2 separate regions of the Homo sapiens genome follow, and region 1 is linked to region 2. A link is a contact called in ENCODE Hi-C or POLR2A ChIA-PET data. All regions are on one chromosome and are shown on one strand. Each heading gives the region's core, a stretch centred on a gene start or an enhancer-like site at or near the end of the contact. The rest is flanking DNA. Distances are from core to core; before and after follow the strand shown. Region 1 holds the start of CCR6 (C-C motif chemokine receptor 6). Region 2 has its middle 43 kb from the start of CCR6.

Region 1 (4,160 bases), core at 506-3,005, 43 kb before region 2:
ATGGACGTGTGTGTATGTATATATGCACGCATATGTGTGTGTGTGTGTGTGCGCGCATATGCTGTAAATTAAGTTCTAGTTACCTGCTAGGCATTAGAATCACTGGTTTACAGCTGTTTATCTCTTTTAACCTCACAAAACCCTTTAAGGTAGACATCATACCCATTTTACAGATAGCGAGTGTAGCTCATCTAGGACTGTGAGTACTGGTGAGACTCCCATTACTGTCTCTTACTCGCCGTTCTAATTCACCTTGCCACCAGCAGGTCTTAGTGAAATGCCATAGAATTCCCACAAGATCTTAAATAATATATTTATTTTAAAACATCTTATTGATATCAGAGTTTTGCATACTGTAATGGTAGGTGTTCAATACATTTATGTTCTCTAAGTTTATTTGAATCATGGGCCCACCATATTTTATACCTTTTTAGATAAGCATCAGTGGAGCTGAAACTCTAGGCTGGCTTCCTTCTGCTTTTGAATGAGAGTGGCTAAGGAGGAGACCAGGAGGTTTGATTTTTTTTTTGTTTTCCCCCGGTGATTTGTTTATTAAGCTTCTGTGGGTTGGTTTTTTTTTTTTTTCAGTTCCTTTAATTTCTTTGGAAGTTTGCTTTTATGTTTTCTGTTTTATTTGCAGAAATTACATCTTTAACCATTTAAAGAATAGCTTTAGTTATGGCCTTGCATTTTTGTTTTTCTTTATAAAGCTGATCTCTACAATATCTATGTCCTGCTGCTAAGTGGACTTTGGAGCTGATCTCCGGCTGGAGTGCAGTAGCGTGATCTCGGCTCACTGCAACCTCCGCCTCCCAAGTTCCAGTGATTCTCCTGCCTCAGCCTCCCAAGTAGCTGGGATTACAGGCACATGCCACAATGCCTGGCTAATTTTTGTATTTTTAGTAGAGACGGGATTTTACCATGTTGGCCAGGCTGGTCTCGAACTCCTGACCTCAGCTGATACACCCAGCTTGGTCTCCCAAAGTGCTGAGATTACAGGTATGAGCCACTGCACCTAGCCTGGCTCCCTTTAATATCATTGTGTATTATTTTCTGGTCATAAGATACTGCCTTCATAATCACAGTGGCATTGGCAGCCCTCATGAGAGCTTTGCAACTGAGACTTGTTGAAATTTCCACCTTGTCAATTTCTCTTAACTCCCCCTCACAAGCTCCTTCCTGCTCAATCTTAGGCTGTCCGGGATGCCCACTCATCAGCCTTCATTGCATAAATGACTTACTGCCTCCAAAATATTTCTTAGCTTAATTTTTTTGTTTTCCAAAATCTTTCAGTGTATTTGATCAAATAAAGAATCACATTCCTCTCCAGACTGATGCCCTGAGGATATCTCCTGTATGAGGAGCAAGTACCCAGACCATCACCGAAGCTCCAGTGCAGGGAGCGAGTATGAAATCCCTTACTATACACTTAGAGGAAAAGTGGGCTTCCTAAAACCATAAAGTCAATGCTTTCAGGAAAGGAAGTCTGTGTCGTTAAGCATAAACATGGTCAATATGCCAGCATTCTGGAAGATTAATGAGTAAAACAGTCCCATTCCTGTCAGACTAGGGGATCAAAGAAGTTACATTTTTGAAAGAAAAGTCTCAGGGGCCTTGGCATGCTCACCTCAGGCAGTGCTCTGATCCACTCCCTTCAGCCTCACTCCGGGCCCCACAATCTGATGACTCCAGCTCACCAATGTGATGACCATCTGTCAATAAGATGCAGCTTCTAGCAGTCATTAAGAAAAAAGCGGTGAGCTACTAGAATTGCCCAAAAGCAAGTTCTGGATTGCCACTTCCTATTGAAAAGTAACGCCTATTTGCCCAAATGCAAATGGTTAACCATGTATATCCTGTAGGGTATTGAGTAATCGTAGGATCCCTGGAATCAAAGTCCAACCAATGGTAAAGTGATAAGAAAAAGAGAGGCATTGAACTCCCCAGAGGAAGACAGCCTTTGCATGGTTTTCAATTTGCAGCAATGAGTTTGTACCCAAACTTTCATACTCCTTTACCTGGTTATCTCCTGGGAGCAAGGAGTCTCTGCAAGCCGACTGGGAAGATTTGGGAACGTTTGCAAGAGGCCGTGTGAGTTAAAGACATGGGCCGGGAGCACTTTTGTGTGGAGTCAGTCAGTCCTGGCCCCACCCCGAAAGCTGTGCAGCCACAGAAGGGCCACTGAGCCCCAGCAAGCCTCGGTTTCCTCTTTCAGAAGAAAGACCATGACAGCTCTAACCTCAGAGGGTTCCGAGAAATAGCCATGCCCGTCCACGGAAGCCGAGGAGCAGCGCCTGAAGGAGAGGTGGTTCTCCATGCATCTCAGCTATTATTACAAGATACTTTGAGAGCAACAGAGGAGCTCCTCAATCAAAAGCGGGCACCTAATCTTCATGTGGCACAGAGACAGAATCTCTGGGTGACGATGCGGGTCACTGCCCTGTCTTTAGACATATCAAGGAAAGCAGCTGACGACAAGTCACTCAGAAATTTATTTGTAGATGCAAGTGCTTAAAAAATAGAAAAGAACCCTAGAATCACAAGGCTGTTCGCACCTGGGTTGCTGTGAACCACGTCTCAGGAAATAACAAAAGTTTTACAGACAATAGGTTCGTGATCAATTCTCAGCCAGCCTGATGGACTCACACTTTCTCCACTTCCCAGTGCACTGTGCCTCCCCACCCCCAGGCTGCCCACGAGGCTCCACTGCCCGCTGCCCAGCTCTGCTCTATCTTGACCACACCTCACCTGGGTCGCTCCTTCCTGCAGAGCCCTGAGCTCCACGTCCTCACGCCTGAGTGAGCCTGAGAAGCTGGAGCGCACCCCTTATCATCTCTCTGGGGAACCAGCTAGACACAGCAGGACCTGTGTCCTGCTCAACCCCACTGGCCATTTTCCCGGGTTTGTCCAGGGTCCCCTCCAAAGACTCTGCTGGCCCCAGTGGCTCCCCCTTACTGGATAAAAGAAGGGCCTTTTCTGTTTGAAGTGCTTGCAGACCTATGGTCACGGGGTCCTCTTGCTGCCATCATTCCTCTCCCTGCCTTACAACAATCCTTCCAAACAAAGCCTCTCCTGACTAAGTCCTGGCTGTTTTCCTCTAACAGAGCTCACAACTTCCTTCACTCTGGGTGACCTGTCCCTCCTCCATCTGAGAGAAGCCCTGGGGCGCTCCTCCCCAGTAGTTCACCCCAACCCGAAACCTGCTGATTATTGGATGGCGAACAAAGCAAGACCCTCCCCTCTGCTCTTACGACCCCTCCCCTGCTACCTCAGCTCCATCCCCTCCTCCTCATTTCTACCATCGCCCCTGAGGCTTCTGCTTCCTGTAGAAGGGCTGCCCATAGGAGGAAGAAACAGGCCACCAGGTAACACACCCCTCCTGCGTTCTCAGGTGCCCTCTAACACTGCCCTTGGATGGTCTTGCTTAGCGTGAAGGTAAGAAAGTAAGCCCTTTTATAGATGATTAGCCCTGGCAATGCCTGCCTGGAAAGAAAAGAAAGAAAACGAAAAACAGATTGGACTTTGCTGGGGACCAAAAATGAACATTAATTAAGCAGAAATGTAACGTGTTGAACAAAACCGCGTTGTGTGGCCACGCAGATGCTGAGGGACCCAGGAGGCCCAATGACACCCCCTTCCTTGCAGAACAAAGAGATTCATGGCCACTGTGGGGGCCCCTTCTGTTAGACTGCACAGAGGCAGGGATCTGGAGGTCTCCAAGAGTGGCCTCCTCCCTGCAACACCCTCCCTGCCCCAGAGGGGAAGGTAGTGGATGGAGATTGAGACCCTGCTGCTGACTGGCTCCCAGCCTGGGCTGGTTGCCTTTACTTCGAGAGCTGAGGTGGAAGCTCCATATGGCACTGACCTCTGCAATGTTTCTCATGTCCTTTGCCCCATATTCCTTCTGTAGTTCCAAGTCAAATCTAAATTATATGTCACCCTGAGAAAGCTGAGACCTATTTGGTTTTTAGCTCTCTAAAAATGCCCCTATATTAAAGATCCTCTTAGATCTCACTCTTATTGAAACTTCCTCAAATTTAAAATCACACTGTTCATTTGCATAGACACTGTGAGGTGCATAAAAGGCGAGGAATGTGGCTTACAGTCACATGTTTCATAACAATAAGTTTCCAGGCAGAAAATTCCACAGCAACATCAGA
Region 2 (4,433 bases), core at 918-3,417:
TACACCTTACACAAAAATTAATTCAAGATGGATTAAAGACTTAAATGCTAGACCTAAAACCATAAAAACCCTAGAAGAAAACCTAGGCAATACCATTCAGGACATAGGCATGGGCAAAGACTTCATGTCTAAAACACCAAAAGCAATGGCAACAAAAGACAAAATTGATAAATGGGATCTAATTAAACTAAAGAGCTTCTGCACAGCAAAAGAAACTACCATCAGAGTGAACAGGCAACCTACAGAATGGGAGAAAATTTTTGCAAGCTACTCCTCTGACAAAGGGCTAATATCCAGAATCTACAATGAACTCAAACAAATTTACAAGAAAAATACAAACAACCCCATCAACAAGTGGGCGAAGGATATGAACAGACACTTCTCAAAAGAAGACATTTATGCAGCCAAAAGACACATGAAAAAATGCTCATCATCACTGGCCATCAGAGAAATGCAAATCAAAACCACAATGAGATACCATCTCACATCAGTTAGAATGGCGATCATTAAAAAGTCAGGAAACAACAGGTGCTGGAGAGGATGTGGAAAAATAGGAACACTTTTACACTGTTGGTGGGACTGTCAACTAGTTCAACCATTGTGGAAGTCAGTGTGGAGATTCCTCAGGGATCTAGAACTAGAAATACCATTTGACCCAGCCATCCCATTACTGGGTATATACCCAAAGGATTGATTATAAATCATGCTGCTATAAAGACACATGCACACGTATGTTTATTGCCGCACTATTCACAATAGCAAAGACTTGGAACCAACCCAAATGTCCAACAGTGATAGACTGGATTAAGAAAATGTGGCACATATACACCATGGAATACTATGCACCCATAAAAAATGATGAGTTCATGTCCTTTGTAGGGACATGGATGAAGGTGGAAACCATCATTCTCAGCAAACTATCGCAAAGACAAAAAACCAAACACTGCATGTTCTCACTCATAGGTGGGAATTGAACAATGAGAACACATGGACACAGGAAGGGGAACATCACACACCAGAGCCTGTTGTGGGGTGGGGGGAGTGGGGAGGGATAGCATTAGGAGACATACCTAATGTTAAATGATGAGTTAGTGGGTGCAGCACACCAACATGGCACATGTATACATATGTAACAAACCTGCACGTTGTGCACATGTACCCTAAAACTTAAAGTATAATAATAAAAAAAGAAAGCTTCATGTGTGGTGCAGGGGATGAAGTGTTTGCCCATCTAGTCAGGAGTGGAGCTGGATTTGATTTTTTCTTTTATAATTATCACCTTCAGTGCACCACAAGCTTCAGAACCCTCCGGTGATAGATGCTGGGGCTGACATGGGGCTGACCTATGGAGGGTTTTTCTCAGGATTCTCTCTCCATCTTCCACTTTCAGCCATTCCCACGGAGGACCAGGAAGTTGCGGCTGTTTTCTCCAGTGACCCCATTCGAACGCTGCTGCAGTGACTGATTTCAACTGAGAAAGGGTGAGGCCTAGACAGGCAAGCATGAGATGAGGGACGCGTCTTCGGGTCACTTGTTGGGGCTGAACGCTGTGTCATTTGCTGTTCTGTAAGGAACGCCTGTAGTGGTTCTTGGGGACCAGAGTGGAAGAAAAAAAAACATTCCTCCTTCTCTCAGAAGTTGAAGATTCAGGGAACGCAAAGCCATTTTCATTGATTGGCTGTGCAACTGCCCATTTCTTAATGAGAACCCTAGAAAGCATAACTTCTAATTCAGAAAGGATGCTGAGGTGTTCTCTAGGCTAGTGTTTCTCAAGCTTTCATGTGCAGACGAAGCACTGCAATGTGAATTCATGTGGATTCACTGGTTCTGATACAGTAGCCCTGGGAGGGCCTGAGAGCTCCAGGTGACAGCAAGGCCCTGGCCTGGGGCCACACTTTGGGCAGCAAGGCTCTGGCACACACAATGAGAGCCAGACCCGGGACCCGTGGAGCACTTCCCGAGGATCTGAGGCTCTCATCGCTCTCCACCACAAAACGCGCTCTACTGGAGGCAGTGACACAGAATTAGAAACTCCACAAGTTGACTGAAAGGATGTCTCAACTTGAGGACCTGAAACTGAGACGTTTATCAAGGGCCCCACTGGAACAACGGGGACTTCCCCAGGTTTCCAAGACAGACCAAAAAGCACAGCAACAGCACAAATGGCAGTGCCCCTCAATGGCTGTGAGTGACATGACATGTGGCAAGCCCTGCTCTGAGCCAGGCCGTAAGCCAAGCATGTTTAGGAACGTACAGCCTCGTCCCAGGGTTCATGGTGTACTTGCTTTTCAAATGAATGTCTCATCTGCAAATCACATATTATCATGCCTGGAGAACATGATAAATGTGTTGTTCATATTTCATTTTGTTTTCTATAAATATTTCATATCCTCCTCTGAAGCCCAGGAATCTACCTTGCCGGCCATAGGACTTCCACTTTTCATTCCCATTATTCACAGACCCGCTAGAGGTTCTGCCTGTGTGTGTCCCTCTATATTAAGGAATATTTCATTCCACTTATGCTAGAGCACAGTAGACATCTGCTGCTACATGAGTGTTTCTAAAGCTTCCACCTCTGTGAAAATGTGCATACTGGGGATCTGTGCTATATTTAAAGGAAGATCTTAAGAAACGCCAATTCCCCATCGTAAGATAGAACTCAGGCAGTGTCGTCTAATAACAGATCATCCAATGACATGAAAGTTTTCACCAAAAGAAAAGGAGTTCCTGCTGATGCTTCCATGGGAATAGGGTCTATAGGAATCTGCTGTTCTTTCTGAAAAGGTTTCTTATCAGCCCCTCAGCAACACTCTGTAGGAAATCCTCACTTGCTGTTAGAAGCAACTATACTCAGATTTTCATTATAGAAAGAGTATTGCTTCAGGCTCCAAGTCTACAGTCCCAAACCCAACTTTATCTGATTATTAGTTCCTAGAAAAAGGTGTTCCTAGAAAAAGGTATTCCTAAATATCACTTTAAATTAGACCATAAAATGATGAGTCTTATTTTGAATTTTCTTCTGGGAATAAAAAGCTGTCATCCATTGTGACATCTCACATGGCACAGGCATTTATAGAACGCCAGAGTCATGTTATCTGAAAGTGAAATTAGTGTGCTCCAGAATCTCTCATCTTTCTCTGTGTCTGTGGGGCAGTCATTCGTGTTTCATCAGTATTTCCAGGTCTCCGCCTTCTGAGCACGGAACAGATCAGCCTTCATCACTGTCGGGGGTTACAGGACTTGCTCTGCTAATTTACTGAGACGAAGGCAATGTGTGCACTTCTGAGCGAAGCCTTCTGGTTCTGGTGTCCAGTTTGCTCTGTTCTTTCCTCTCCCTGGTACCCCACAGGGTGGAACCACGTGCAGCACCTCCAAGTGACAGCCCTGTGGGGCAGGCCTGGGAGGACACAGAGCCAGGTGAGACATGAGGCTGCTGGTTACTGTAGGAGAGTCTAGCCTCTCCTTACTGGTATGGGTGTTTTATCATAAGTAACAGGTTTGGAAAAATCCAAAGGCAAACAAAGATTTGCATAAAGATAAACAGTCTTAAAACTGTCTTACCCTTCTAGAGCACTTCTGCAAGAGAAGCTGCAATGGACTGGATTACGTCTCTCTAAAATGCAATATGGTGTAATGGGCTGAATATCTGTGTGGTCCCCAAAATTCCTATGTCAAAATCCTCACCCTTAAAGAAAGGGATGCTATTAGGAGGTGGGGCCTCTGGGAGGTGATTAGGTCGTGAGGGTGAAACCCCATGAATGGGCTTAGTGCCCGTATAACAGACCCCTGAGAGCTCCTTCGTCCCTTCTCCCTGTGAGGATGCAGTGAAGGCAAGAAGGTGCCGTCTGTGAACCAGGAATTGGGCCCTCACCAGACATCGAATCTGCCGGCACCTCGATCTTGGACTTCTAGCCTCCAGAACTGTGAGAAATAAATGTCTATTGTTACAACAGCCAGAACGAACTAAGACCAAGATGTGTTTTTGACAGACTCTGAAGGCTATTTATGTGCTGGGATCATTGCAATCTGTTCTTCACCTTTTTAAGAGTGTGGGATTTCACTTCCTAGATGTTATCAAACAGGCTGCATTCATAATTCTGGCTAACTATATGTGAGTGATTTCTCTGTACCCAGCAATGTGCTAAGTACTTTGCATGGAGTAATAATATTTCTCTTAATAAACCTATGCAAAAAAAAAATATTACAGATGAGGAAAGTGGAATTGAGAGAGGAAAGAAAACATACCCAGAGTCACAGGCCTGTAAGCAATGAAACTAGGGTCAGAGCTCAGGCCTATGTTCTGCTCTTGGTAAACAGAGAAGCTGTGACCTATGGATCTGTCTCTACACCTGCGCCCTATGTCTGGAACATACACCATTGAGAATTGCTGGCTCTGTGTGGCGGCCCCACAGACAATTGTTAACAGCCTTACG

The links. Hi-C counts contacts between places; a loop is a spot of excess contacts on that map. ChIA-PET counts read pairs that join two places held with the same protein, here RNA polymerase II (POLR2A). Pooled maps may share reads with other maps.
Region 1: a map of HepG2 shows a loop between it and region 2 (2.2-fold over the local background). The contact joins the promoter of CCR6 here to the enhancer-like site in region 2. A Hi-C loop is called at or near these places in 6 of 168 maps with a recorded cell type or tissue (B cell, CD4-positive, alpha-beta memory T cell, GM12878 and 3 more), 25 of 37 single-sample maps with no recorded cell type and 13 of 50 pooled maps. POLR2A ChIA-PET finds 5 or more read pairs at or near these places in 7 of 52 experiments (B cell, GM12878, OCI-LY7 and 4 more).

Annotation. Positions count from the first base shown.
Region 1 is chr6:167,120,691-167,124,850 of GRCh38, reverse strand. It overlaps CCR6 (C-C motif chemokine receptor 6), which reads right to left and starts at 1,755. Exons shown (of 3, transcript NM_031409.4): 1 at 1,628-1,755.
Region 2 is chr6:167,077,690-167,082,122 of GRCh38, reverse strand. No RefSeq gene overlaps it. Among named protein-coding and RNA genes, the nearest start is that of CCR6, 43 kb to the left of the region's middle. RefSeq lists enhancers at 1,374-1,874, 1,920-2,259, 3,090-3,269. Within about 2 kb of position 2,167, at least 5 of the 41 ENCODE cell types and tissues checked have a DNase peak (open chromatin) inside an H3K27ac peak, as active enhancers do; they include B cell, GM12878 and OCI-LY7, where a contact is called at or near this core.